2 separate regions of the Homo sapiens genome follow, and region 1 is linked to region 2. The links are chromatin contacts, found by Hi-C or POLR2A ChIA-PET in ENCODE. All regions are on one chromosome and are shown on one strand. The core of a region is the stretch at or near the end of the contact, and the rest is flanking DNA. Distances in the headings are between cores, read along the strand shown.

Evidence for each region. Hi-C counts contacts between places; a loop is a spot of excess contacts on that map. ChIA-PET counts read pairs that join two places held with the same protein, here RNA polymerase II (POLR2A). Pooled maps may share reads with other maps.
Region 1: a map of esophagus muscularis mucosa shows a loop between it and region 2 (4-fold over the local background). The contact joins two enhancer-like sites. A Hi-C loop is called at or near these places in 4 of 168 maps with a recorded cell type or tissue (CD4-positive, alpha-beta T cell, esophagus muscularis mucosa, heart right ventricle and 1 more) and 1 of 50 pooled maps. POLR2A ChIA-PET finds 5 or more read pairs at or near these places in 2 of 52 experiments (MCF 10A and WTC11).

Annotation. Positions count from the first base shown.
Region 1 is chr18:42,047,009-42,054,145 of GRCh38, forward strand. PIK3C3 (phosphatidylinositol 3-kinase catalytic subunit type 3) reads left to right here. Exons shown (of 25, transcript NM_002647.4): 21 at 2,523-2,597. Among named protein-coding and RNA genes, the nearest start is that of PIK3C3, 95 kb to the left of the region's middle. Within about 2 kb of position 1,348, at least 3 of the 41 ENCODE cell types and tissues checked have a DNase peak (open chromatin) inside an H3K27ac peak, as active enhancers do.
Region 2 is chr18:41,989,870-41,996,994 of GRCh38, forward strand. It overlaps PIK3C3 (phosphatidylinositol 3-kinase catalytic subunit type 3), which reads left to right. Exons shown (of 25, transcript NM_002647.4): 6 at 590-685; 7 at 3,401-3,472; 8 at 6,021-6,125; 9 at 6,769-6,861. Among named protein-coding and RNA genes, the nearest start is that of PIK3C3, 38 kb to the left of the region's middle. Within about 2 kb of position 2,427, at least 2 of the 41 ENCODE cell types and tissues checked have a DNase peak (open chromatin) inside an H3K27ac peak, as active enhancers do.

The sequences.
Region 1 (7,137 bases), core at 98-2,597, 56 kb after region 2:
ATGAGTAGTTTATAGAAATATTTTGCTTTATCGTTAGGATTAAGCATAATTCATGTATATCCAGTTACATGAAAATTTTAGGTCAGAATTAACTGTTGCAACACAGGTGAATCAGTATTCTATAGAGATAGCTAAACTTGAAACAAAGTAAATAGTGACAAAAACTAACTGTAATTTATAATTTAAAAATGGGAATAGTAAGTAGGTCTGGATTGAACAACTCAGCTGCACTGATGTACAGTGATGTTATTTTTCAAAATTGTAGGAATTTCGCTTGTCTTCATATGCACATTATCGGTAGTTTAGTACCCTTGAGTGGCAGGTAGATTTCTACGAATCACATGTTAGAGAACCTAAGTGTACTAAGTTCTCATATGTTCTCAGGGTATTGTACTTAGTTTCTCTTTAGGAATATCAAATTTAATATCCCTCAGTAAGTCACTTAGTTATTTTTCAATGGGGAGTCTGTAGTCATTTTTGAAATTGCATGTATTGTGGCAGTTTTAGAGCAGTGCTACTTAAAGTGTGATCTGTGGACCCACAGTATTGACTTTACCTGGGAGCTTGTTTGTATTACAGAATCTTGGGCCTTACCCGACTTCTGTGATCAGAATCTTCATTCTAACAGGATTTTCAGGTGATTCTTATGTTCATCAATACACTAGAGTTTAGAGAAGGCTTCTCAACCTTTGGTGTGCATAGTAATTTTTGAAAGCTTGTTAAAATGGAATTGTGGCTGCTGCCCCTAAAAATTCTGATTCAGTAGGACTGAAGTAAGGCTGAAGAGTTTACATATTTAATAAGCTTTCAAGTGATAGTGATACTGCCAGTCTGTGGGATCACATTTTGTGTAGCAATGCTCTAGATCAAGGGTGAGTAAGACTTTTCTCTAAAGCTTTGCAGATAGTAAATATTTTAGGCTTTTCAAGTCAGATGATCTGTGTAACCATTCAACCCTGCCATTGTAATGCTTAAACCAGTGTGTAAATGAATGAGTATGACTGTGTTCAAATAAACTTTACAAAAACTGAGGGGAACCAGATTTGACCATCAGGCTGTAGTTTATTCTCCCTTCATCTAGATACCCTTTAAGTCCTCCTCAGTGGACCACTAAATGTTATCATTGCATTTAGCTGCAGTTAACATAATGTACCTATAGTGATTTAATCATAAGAGTTTATTTTCTCTTTTGTGACAAAACTAGTTATAAGAAATTGCTGTTGTTCTAACTATTTAAGGTGATTAGGACCAGGTGAAGGCTCTGTGTTTCTCTGTGATTCTCTTGCCCTTTTCCTTATGGTCTGCAACTACAGTCATCATGTCGCAATCTAGACAGGAAGGAGAAAAGGCCTAAAGGGCTAACCTCCTAGCTGAGTCAGCCGCTTGCTTAAAACTGCTTTCCTTGCATCTATATTTGCTTACATTTCATTGGACACAAATCCCAGCCCAGTGACTTTGAACAATACTATTAATTCTTGGAGCCTGAAGTTTTTCATTTGAAGGATGGTTATCTACTTAACTGGCATCATTAAACAGGTTAGAAATGATGAATATGATATGCCTAGCTAAGAGCCTAGTCTTCAGTACATTGTAACTGTGATTATTATTAATTAATACTATTTTTCCAATAATTATGCCATTGCTTAAGTTGCTTTTGGACTTCTGGAATGGCCTTCAGAACCTAAGTCAAATGAACTTTATTATTTATTGAATTTGAACAGGGTTATAAGTTCATTAACAGGTGGTCCCATCTTGTTTTTACACATGGGCTGAAATAAACAGGTTTTTGTAAATATTGCTATAGTTTTATATGTTTACAAGTTGTGTTTGTTGTCAGGTTATTAATGGTAGAAATAAACATAGTTAAAAAAACAAACTCCAAAAGGGTGCTATTTGCTAAATTCTGTTTAAGTAGTTTCAATAAATGCTAAATTTCCAGACTTTTTTTAGAATAAAAAGATAACAGAATACAGCTAGAGCCAATGTCTTTGCCTTTAGCCTTGATCATGTAATTTTTCTTAATGCTTTAGAAGATTATTGTGTTAACTTCATAAATGTCTTTACCACTCAAATGAATGCATTTGGTTTTCTATCTGCTTCCATTTCAAGATTATTTTTCCACAGACTTAAAAAACAATTTAACCCTGCATTTACTTATGTTATCTTACAGATAACATGGTTACGAGTTATGGGATAATTGACGGTTGACTTTTAACTGTGTCCAATTTGATATTAGAATTGCTAGGCCCATGTTATAATTTAAGGTCTCCTGAACCTAACTTAAGTTTTGATGCAAGTGACTTTTGTAATTTAACAGAATTCTACAAGATTTTCTCTTTTAAATAGTACTTTGAGTTTCAAGTGACAGACATGAAGATTGCATATTTGAGAATTCAGATGAGAAACCAGAGACATTAGAAAACAAATTGATATTAAAGTTGCACAAACTGCTTTTATATTCAGTAGAATGTATAACCTGGTTTGCATTTGTTTTCACATATTTTTTTTAACTGTTACTGCAGCTGGATATTGCGTGATCACCTATATACTTGGAGTTGGAGACAGGCACCTGGATAACCTTTTGCTAACAAAAACAGGTAACAATTAATGACTACCAGTAGACATACATTGTATATGCCCATGGTTTTTACCCCTGAATCTATGTACTAACAAGATAAGTTGCGGCCTGGCGCGGTGGCTCACGCCCGTAATCCCAGCACTTTGGGAGGCCAAGGCGGGTGGATCACCTGAGGTTGGGAGTTCGAGACCAGCCTGACCAACATGGAGAAACCCCGTCTCTACTAAACACACAAAATTTGCCGGGCGTGGTGGTACATGCCTGTAATCCCAACTACTCAGGAGGCTGAGGCAGGAGAATCGCTTGAACCCGGGAGGCGGAGGTTGCAGTGAGCCGAGATTGCACCATTGCACTGCAGACTAGGCAACAAGATCAAAACGCCATCTTAGAAAAAAAAAAAAAAAAAGATGAGTTGCGTAATTGAAGATAAATCAGAGAGTCTTAAAAATTCCTTTAAATGTTACCTTGGAAGAACATTTAGGGAAAGTCCTTTCCCTTTTAAGAATTGCTTTAGTAGTAATCCTACAGATGGTCATTTTGCCCACACTTCTGTACTGGAAAATGCCTCTTTTTATGGAAAGCCAATAATGGATACAAGTAGCTTAGTCTCTTACTGTATAGCTCTAGTTAGATTGTTAAAATGTCCTTTCTCTTACAAAGTGTGCTTAATTCACTTTAATATCTACCTTTAATTATTTGCTTTTCCCCTTGGAGTTCTATGGGATAATCATTCTCAGTCCCCTTTGTCCTGACAACTCTTTAGCCCTATGTATTTATCTTTATGCAGACAGCTTCCAGACTTACAGCTTTTTACCTCAGTCCATTTCATTAACTTCAAATTGAAATATCGAACTGCTTACTTGAAATTGTCATTATATATGGCCAGTTGTAAAAGGTTGTCCTTTCCTCTACTACCTGCCTAAAACCTGTTTCTCACCTCATTTTTCCATTTCAATAGATAGCAACATCACCTACCCAGTTGTTCAAGCTCTAGACCTCAAAGTCATTCTTAACATGTCTCTTGGCCTCATCTCATATACTGAACCTATTAGCAAATCTTGTCTACTCCTCAACTCCAAAATAGATCATGAAGTTACCCACTGTCTTCATTTTTACTACTTTGACCCCACTTGAAGCAAACAATATATGTTGCCTAAACAATTTGAATGAAACCTGAACCCTTTATTGGGGCCTTGTGGCTTGTCCAGGCAGGCCATTTGTCTGAATGTCAAACCACTCCTGCCTCAGACAAGAGCCTTTGTTGTTTTCTCTTTCTGGAAAGTTATTTATTCAGATCTTTGCAGGGCTGACTTTAGTTATTAAGTTGAAGTTCTAATGGCATCTCTTTAGAGAAGCCCTTTCTAACTCCTTGATCTGTAATAACATATCTGCCCTCTTCCTCCAATGCTCTCTACTTATTACTGTATTGTTTATAGCACTTATCACTAGCTGAAGTTACCTTTTTTGTTTAATTCAACAACTATTTATTGAACAGCTAGTAGATGCTGGGAATACCAAAGTTAACAGAAGAGACAGAAATCCTTGCTCTCCTAGAGCTTGTTGAGTTCTTATCATCATCTTCTCCCCTTCAGGATGCAAGTTCCATGAGAGCAGGAACCTTTGTCCATTGGGGTTACCCCCATGCCTCTGGACCTTGAACACCACCTAGCTAAAGTGTTCAATAAATCAGTGTTGAATTAATGATGAATAAATACTTCTGCTCTTCCATGAACCTGTCTGGGCTAAATAATTCAAGTTTCTTCCGCTTTCTGCAGAAAGCAGATGTTTACGTTACTCTTTAAATTGGTCTCTCAAAACATTTTCTGTTTTGTTTGTATTTCTCCAAATTGTGATAATAATAATTTAACATAATACATCAAGAATAATCTATTAATATAATGGTCCTATTAATTTATAATTTGGAATGTCATATATTCAGTTTTTAATTATTACATATGAAAAATCATCTGTTAGAACTTGCATGGGTGATGTCATGTCTGTGTCAAAGCCAGTCAATCTCCTTAATAACCAAGACCAAAAGAATATAATCAGAGTGTCATGCAGATTCTTGGCTGATTTGCTCATTTAGCAGAGGATATTTATAAAACATTATGGTGTATTTGGAGAGAATTGTAATTTGGAAGTTTTCATGTGTTATTTTCATTAGCTCTTTTTTATTGGTTGAATCTTTTAACCACAAGAATCAAGCAACCAAAATGATTCCATTTTTTTCCAGATTGTAATCATTTACAACTACAATGGAATTCTTTAATATAAAAATAATGCTAAATGACGAGTTAATGGGTGCAGCACACCAACATGGCACATGTATACATATGTAACAAACCTGCACGTTGTGCACATGTACCCTAAAACTTAAAGTATAATAATAATAATAAAATAAAAAATAAAATAAATAAAAAAGAATTTGCCAGTGGAAAAAAAGGTAGTATTACATCTGTAATTTTATATTCACAAGTTCTACTTGATTCTTTTTTTGGAAATTGATAAACAATCAGACAGTGTAAAAAACCTTTTTCTGTTATACTTTGAAAAGTGCCCTTGTGTGTATTTGTGTGTGTGCGTATGTGTGTTTTGATGGGGGTATTTAAGAGTGAAACTGGAAGGAAGAATCTGCGTAATACACTTTTTTGGCCCAGGTCTCAGTTACTTGTTTAATGGAAATTGAATTAAATTTCAGAAACAGAAGCTTTAAGCTTTTGTTAACAGTTTTCCACTAGAGGGTGCTCCAGATTTGCTTTTTCAAAACCAAGATTTTACCCTAAAACGTGCATAAGTAAGATGCACATTTTTTTCCTATTAAAACAGCAGTTCATTTTTTCTTAACTGCTCTGTAATTATTTCATCCAGTTACATTATGCAGTTAGCATTTTATATCTTTCTTACTGGATACATGTTTTCAAGTTTTTAGTTTTGGTTTGGATGAAATTAGATTCTATAAGGAGAGACTGAGTATGTCAAGACAAATAGAAGTATAATGCATTCTTCAAGTTCTAACAATTTATAATAATTTTAAAAAGTTTGTGTCTCTAGTCATTTTTACTGAGAGTTTGTATTTCAAAGTGGTTTTAAGTTACATTTCATATATGTTATAAATAGACTTTGTATAGTTCAAAGTGAATTTTGAATGTGGTTCAGTGCAGGAAATATATTCCAATGTTTTTAGTTTAAAAAATGCCTCGACTGTCATGAAGACTTGTCCATTGTATATTTTGAGTTTATTATGCCTTCAAATTGAAAACTTTGGGTTCTCTTACATAACTGTCCAATCTTTCAATGGCTGATGGAGCATTTTTTAATAATCAAGTAACATTTTTCTTATTCTGCAAAATACAATACCTTTGTTTTCTGTACTCCTTTGCCAGCCCAAGCAGGTTTAGAGTCTAAGATTCTGCTTTAGATTAAAGTGGTTTTGAATTTCAATCAGACTTCCACTGTTTCATCTGTGTCCAGTTCTTTGATATGGGGGATGGAGCAGAAGAAGGAGCCACGCAGATTTCATTTCACTGATATTTTTTGGGGACTTAAACCAGACAAACTATTCTACCCTGTAAATATAGATGAAATAGAAAATGATCCAGCTAAGAACTCTGGGCATGTGAAAGAAAATGATTCGCTGCATATAGAGAATGTCAAAATCTATACAAGAGTAATGTTCTCAAATGCAAAATATTAGTCTCAATTATGGATTTCCCAGACCTTTTTTTGGCCCATGCTTTGTTTTTGAATACTTCTAGCTTGGTTGAAGTTTACTCAGCTTGCACAGCAGAGGGCGCTGTGTATCCACCATAAATGTAAAAGTGTAGCGATTGTATTGTCAGTGTATTGTCATGTGATTAATTATAACGCTGTTTTCTTGAAACAAGTTTGGGGTGAATGATATTTTACTTATTAGTGCATTACTATTGAATTCTTTTTTCATTATTACTATAGAATTCTTTGGACAAGAAATTACAAAGCTAGGCTGTGGTGTGGAGTTGAAAAATAATAGATTTTTTCCCAAGAATCATTGTCCTTAGGAGAAGCTTTAAAAAGCTTACTTAGGGCGATCAGTTGTGACAGGATTCAAATGAAACATGGTTTGAGTTTATCCCAGCTCTTTGGAGAAAGGTTAATTTTTTTGTTTTTATTTTTGGGAGTTTGAGGAAAGAGGGGAAGGCAGTATAACTGAAAAATATGTTCACTGCTTATGGTATACTTTTTAATGCAATCAGTATTTGAAATTCATTTGTAAATAACTGAAAAATGTTCACAAAAGTAAAGAGGGAACTGGTATCTGTACTAAATGGAAAGTTCATTGTGAGTCCTAAGGATGGCCCTCCTGATCTTGAGTTGCCATTTGTGAGAGAGGTAGTAGCTTTTCTGTCTGCCTTGCCACTTTAGAGTAATACACTTTGAAACTTTTCTCAGAAAGCTCAACATAAAGAAAAATGGTTATTCTTATTTTTATCTTAATTGGACATTTTCTTTCAATATAGCTCCTGTAATACAGGGTTCTCTAGAGGGACAGAACTAATGGTATATATATATATATATAT
Region 2 (7,125 bases), core at 1,177-3,676:
GGAACAAGAAGTAATTATTCCGCAGTATATTTAAAGTGTGGATAAAAATTTACAAATGACAAATCATTTTAAGACCATTTATAAATTGCGAAAAACTTGTAAAGGCTATACTTGGTAAACTCAAATGGCCTCTGTTCTTAGGTTGCACACTTTTCTTCCTTTTGATTTTTGTTACACATATTGATTTCTATGGTTTAGTCATATAAGTTAAGGGTGAACTTAGCTTAAAATTGTTAGAAGGAAAAACCATTCTTTTTATTTTTGAAATAAAATAGTTCTCATGAACATGTGTGCAAAATACCTTCAAGATTATAAACCCAAACTACTGAATAAACCAAAAATGTTAAATTTGAGAAAGCAGTTATAAGTGCATAGTAGACACTACTGAATAAACAGTAGTGCTGTCTATAATAAAATAATAGTGCTGTGTAAAACACACTACATGTATATAATAAAATAAAAATGTGTTATGTTTTGACTTGTATTTGATAGATACATGTATTACTGAATTAGGAAAAATGATACATACTGATCCTTTAAGAGAATGTTGAAAATAATCATTTTTCATGAAAATCATTTTTTTTTTCAGAGTGAAAAACGAAGTTCTAATTTCATGTACCTGATGGTTGAATTTCGATGTGTCAAGTGTGATGATAAGGAATATGGTATTGTTTATTATGAAAAGGTATTTCCCTTGGAACTGTTTTTGGTCTCTAAAGTAGAGGGGAGAGGAAACATTAAAAAAATATTGTTGTTCCTGCTGGGATGAATTATTTGGTTGCAGGGTAGCAGCAGACAGCTGTCAGCAGCAGCTGTTTATGTATACAGAAATCAAATCATATAACTACAACAAGATTACAAAAGCCTATCACTCATGTAATGCAGTTCTGGGTTACAGAATTCAATAAGTATGCAAGTGATTAAAAACTTTGTGATTAATTGTTCTGCAAATTGGCAAGTAGGACACTAAGTAATGGCTTCATTTACTAATATTATTTATTTAAAAAATGAAAGGGGGAAATTATATTTCTAAGTGGTAGGCTATTTATTGAAAGTTAAGAGTCTGTTTGTTATTTGAGTGTATGTGTAATGTCTATATGTGGCCCTCACTGAAGTATACTTATGAAATACTTCAGAAATGTCCATTTGTACAATAGATGCAAAATTAAGACAATTTTACCATCAGGCTGGGTAATAACAAATATGCAGTTATAGATTTGCTTTGTTCTGCCCATTATGCTACAGAAAGTAGTTCTGTGTTTATTATGTACCTACTTGAAAGTATCTTCCTTAAATGCTTGTAGAAGGTGCTTCATTTAAGTACTACAGAAATAATTATATATTTAAGTACTACAGAAAATAATTGTATGCAGGCCAGGTGTGGTGGCTCATGCCTGTAATTCCAGCACTGTGGTTGGCTGCGTGGGAAGATTACTTGAGCCCAGGAGTTTGAGACCCGCCTGGGCAACATGGCGAGACTCCATCTTTATTTAAAATAAATATAAAAAAAAATGTATGCATAGTTTGAAACCACATAAAGTATCTTCTATTATTGTGTTAATAGTCAACAAATGTTAAATCAGCATAAATGATGACAGACTTTTGATACATGGCATAGTAGTAGATTAATATTTCTTCTAGCATATGACCAAGCTGATATGCAGTGTATTTGTTCATTAGAAGCAGTCCTTTTAAATTAAATTTACATTTTATTGTTGTTTATTAAAGCTGTCACAAGTGATTTTTAAAATATGTATACTTTTATAAATTACTATTTGAAAGGTTTTCATAATGAAGGTTTGAGTTTTTACAGTTTATTTATGATCTTTTTTCAAGTTACTGTTCATATTTTTGTCTTTAACTCATATCCCTTTCACGTTAGTGAAAGACTAGGAAGTGTTAACTTGTTTCTGCCTTTTATTTTATAAATGGTACTCCTTGGATAGATTATTTAACATTGTTTATTAATTTATTAGAAAAAATACATCAAAACAAGGGAAATGTGAGTGAAACTGTTCTGTCACCAGTGCATTTTAATAAAATCATATTTTACATTTTAAACTATATGTCATTTCATTAAAGGCAGTATTTTCTGCCCATATAGAGTTTGTATTGCAAAAACATGCTAATGGAGATGGTACTTTCAAACACTGGAGATGTGAAGGATCCTTTGAAAGACAGCTTGATAGCAGATGAAATAATAACAGAATAGAAATTAGAAGAATTTCAAGTATTTTTGAAAAGGTTCTTGACCCCTTTCTACCACTTCCTGAAAATTGCTCATAAATTAATGCCTGTCTACCCACCCTGTCATATTTCCACTTAGTGTAAAGATTGCTGGGCCAGTGTATTGAATCTAATGGAAATAGACTTTCTTGTCACCTGTCTTGTGACAGATAGCCTTAGTGAAGATTACTTGTCACAGCTAGGCTGATAAATGTGTTTTCTGGTGTTGTGACTGAGAACAAGCCTGTTAAACAACGGCTGTGGGAATTTGTGGTTTTCTGTAAGACTCAATTACTGAACTGAAGTAAAGTTACAGTGCTTCCCCGCTTTCAGTCTCTCTTGAGTTTGTTGCCCATATTTAAAATTGAAAACATACTAGCATTTGGAAATTGACAGAAAAGCTTGATGCTAAATATACAGTCATGAGAAAGTGAATTTTGACCTTAATTAGTTTAGCCTTTTTCCAGTATATTTGGCAGTGACATTTTTATGTTGAATTACCTTTCTCACATTGGAGAAAAATAAAAGCCAACATTCTTCAAAGGTGATAATACCAACAAAATAGGATGGCTTTATTTCTGAAAAACTGATTGATTGATTTTATTATTCAAGTTTAGATTATGTTGAGCAGGTGTCCCTTTGAGAAACAACGTTGTTGATTCTCTAGCTGTGTGTAAATTTGAGTAATATTAACCCTACACTTAAAATTCTGCTTCTTTGAATGGATCTCCATTATGATACCTTGAAAAATTACCAACATCCACTTAGTTTTTGCAAATGATGCAACACATCCATTGTGCCACATTTTACATATAGTCTGTGGTTTCTTGTTCTGAGTTTGAAAATTAGCACGTTTTTAAAAATCCACTGTCATTATATGAACGAAGTTTAAAAAAAAGGAACAACTCGAAACAATCTAATTTCCAGACCTCATACCTCTAAAACTTTAGTAAGAATTTTGTTAGAGTTTTTCTCAAAACAATTTCATAATCAACCAAGGAGAGGTACAAAGTGGACATGCATTTTATAATATTGTTAGAAGAAGATAAGGATTTCTTTAAAGGGAAGAATGATGTTCATCAAATAGAATTAAAATACATTGATGTGTACATCATATACTGCTTCCTATTGTATTAAATTTCTTTTTTTAAAAAATTATTGCTCTGTAATCTAGGACGGTGATGAATCATCTCCAATTTTAACAAGTTTTGAATTAGTGAAAGTTCCTGACCCCCAGATGTCTATGGTAAGTTATTGTGCAATTTTTTTATGAAAGTACTTTTCTTCAGAGTAATTGTGAGTTAGCCACATCATGTACTTTCTTTAAACAAAGTAATATATAACTGCCTCCGTTACCTAAAAGTGATTCATAAATTCACTTTAGCATCTAGGCACTGTTTCTGATGGAATTTTATGAGGAATATTAACATCTTAAAACTAAGGTAAGGGTAGAGTAGGGTTGGGCATCCACTTTGTTTGAATTGCTGAAAGAGCTAGGCAGTATACTCTTTTTTTTTTTCTTCAGGTTGGGGGTATATAATCTTGAAGTGAAGACTTGGCAGAACTGGTATTTGAAAGATTGCCATCATACAGAAGGAGAATTTGCCTGTTACAGGAGGATTCTATAACCAGGATGAATGCGTGAAAGTTTTAGGGAGACCAATTTGTTGGAAAATAGGGAAGATTGCTGTAGCCCTAGAACTGTTCAATTTGGAACGTGGTAACTTGGATGATGGTGGGATACCTTCTTATTAACGAATTTTTGAGATGATAGCTTTCAGGGATATGAGGATAAGAATTCATACAATGCAAAAGAGGTTTAATTAGATGACTTTAGAATTACAAACTTGTAGGCACAAAATCCTTTTAGCAGCACGATAGTTACCATGATTTTTGCAGTTACAGCTCATTTACATCATTCCAACTCTTTTTGTTCTAATTTTATACATTTCTAATTAGATTAGTTACCTTCCTCATCAGACCAAAGTGGATTAAAATTGGGACATTGGATGATGAAAACATGATGATTGAGATAAGTACAGGTCATGAAAGCAGGAACGGCTGATGGCCTAATATCAAAGGAAGAGATGGGCAGCAGGGAAAGTAGAGTATAAAAAGTTAAAAAGAAAAGGCCACTTGCGGATCTGGTAGGAACATTCTAAAGACCTTGATAGTTCCTATGCATAGTATAGTAGAATCCAGTTAATCCCAAATTGGCACTGAATTTTCAGTATAAAATCAAATTATATTTTACACTTTTGATATTCAGAGCACACACTAAGTATGAAGAAATTCAGTTCAGCCTGCAGTTATAGTTATTTGTTAAATGCAGAAACACATTTTAAATGTAAACTTTGGGTGGGACTGAGATGATATACAGCTGTATCTGACAATAAAACAGACTATAATTACAATAATGTGGTAGTGACACACATGTGTAAACCAATATACTGGTTGAACAGAATTAAAAGCCCAGAAATACATCCAAGTATGCATGGAAATCTAGTATATGATATAGGTGGCATTTCTTCACTAAGTCATAATACTGAGGAATGGAATTAATTTGGAAAAAAATAATAAAATTATATCCATAACTCATGCCATACATAGGAATAAACTCCAAATGGATCTGTAATCTAAATGTTAGGAAATGAAACTAGGCCAAACATGGTGGCTCATGCTTGTAATCTTAACACTTTTGAGAGGCCAAGGCAGGAGGATCACTTGAGCCCATGAATTCTAGACCAGTCAGGGAAACTGAGGGAGACCCCATCTCTACAAAAAAATAAAATAAATTAGCCAGGTAGTGGCACGTACCTGTAGTCCCAGCTACTTGGGAGGTTGAGGTAGGAGGATTGCTTGAACTCAGGAGGTCAAGGCTGCAGTGAGCTATATTCATGCCAGTGTGCTCCAGTTTGGTCAACAGAGCAAGATCCTGTCTCAAAAAAAGAAACCACACTAGTATTTTACTGTCAGTGTAGGGAAAGACTTTTTAACTGTGACTCAGAATCCAGAGGCAATAAAATAAATGATTGATAAATTTAACTACATTTTAAAAATTACATGGCTGAAGAGACCAACAAAGCCAAAAGACAGTTAACAAACTGGGAGAAAATACTTAACTACATACATTACAGATATATTAAGGCTGATACATAAAGAACTCTTAAAAATGAAGGACAAAGGACCATAAAGCCATTAAAAAAATTAGGAATATGACATAGACAATTCACACATGCAATAAAAAATAAATAATATAAATTTATATCTTGTTTTAGGCAATGACAGTATGGTTAAAACTAATAATTTTGTCCATGGGTAAAATAGCACCAGATGTGTATATTCAAGCGTTGTGATTATTGTCCTTGCCCTCAGTAACTGATAGCTTAAATAACTGCTAAGATGATAATACAGTGACATCACAAGGTCATTAGTAGCTGACAGGAGGAAGGAATGCTTTAGTCTATGTTGTCAGGGAAGATTTTACAGTGATGGTGATATTTGATTGGTTAGAGGATATGGAAACCTTGAATATGTGGAGAGTGAAGGGACGATGTTTTAAGAAGCTGTAATGACGTGTGTATTATGGGACTAGTGGAGTTTAAGGCATACTTAGTTTCCCAGTCTTGAGAAGGATACATATTTTTAAGATATGTAGAAGACTGCTAAAGTTGTATCAGAACAAAACATTAGATATTATTAAATGCTCCTAAGTACCTTTTCTATTTATGAATAGCTTTTGAAATTTCCTTTTGGTGAAGTTTACATTGTCAATATTTTAAAATAATTTGTAGGAGAATTTAGTTGAGAGCAAACACCACAAGCTTGCCCGGAGTTTAAGAAGTGGACCTTCTGACCACGATCTGAAACCCAATGCTGCCACGAGAGATCAGTTAAATGTAAGAGAATTATGAAATATTAATTTAAAAATAGTTAAATGGGTGTTCTGGTTGAAACTGATAGCTATCACCTCACTTAAAAATTATTTAGATGCACATTTTCTCCAGGTTGATGAATCCTACATCATGTTCATAATTTCACAGATCAGCAGTTCTGTTATCATTTGGGGCTTTCCATAAATGTGTTATCTCTGGAGACAGAACTGCATATACTGTATACTTTCATGTCAGTAGTATTCTTAGAAGCTGGCCCTAAGACATTGCCTGAGAGGACTTAGTGTGTACACATGCCTTGTTGTATGCATTGACTTTAAAAGAGTTTATTGTGTGCACATTTTTCCTTTTTCTGGTAGAAGACGTTGTTATTTTGCTAGGTTTTGTTTCTGGTTGAATTAAATGAACTCTCCAGTTAAATATTTTCCTATGGAATATGACTTTATCTTCTTTTCTTCTCCTTTAAACTGCATTTTGGACACATAATTATAACAAATTTAAGGCCTACTTGACTGAGTTTACATTTTCCTTGCTTGTGTAATAATTGTAGTATAGAATTATTTAAATAAATGAAAAATATTAAGTGAAATGGAAATATATAGGACATGTATTGTTGACAAAATTAGTTCTTTTTCTTTTTTTGTTTTAGATTATTGTGAGTTATCCACCAACCAAGCAACTTACATATGAAGAACAAGATCTTGTTTGGAAGTTTAGATATTATCTTACGAATCAAGAAAAAGTGAGTGTCTTGAATATTTTCATATATCAAATTTATCTACCAACTTTGTTATTAATGATCAAGATGAGGAAAATGCCATGGAAATTGTTATTGTCACTTTAAAGAAAAGTTACAGAGCAGTATATATGAGACTCCATTTTTTAAAAAAATTATGAAATTCTGCATACAAAGACACCTGTACCTGTTTGTTGACTCATAGACAATGTCTGAATGGGTTTTGAAGTCAGAGAGACTTGGGTTCGTTTTCCAGAAGTACATTTTACG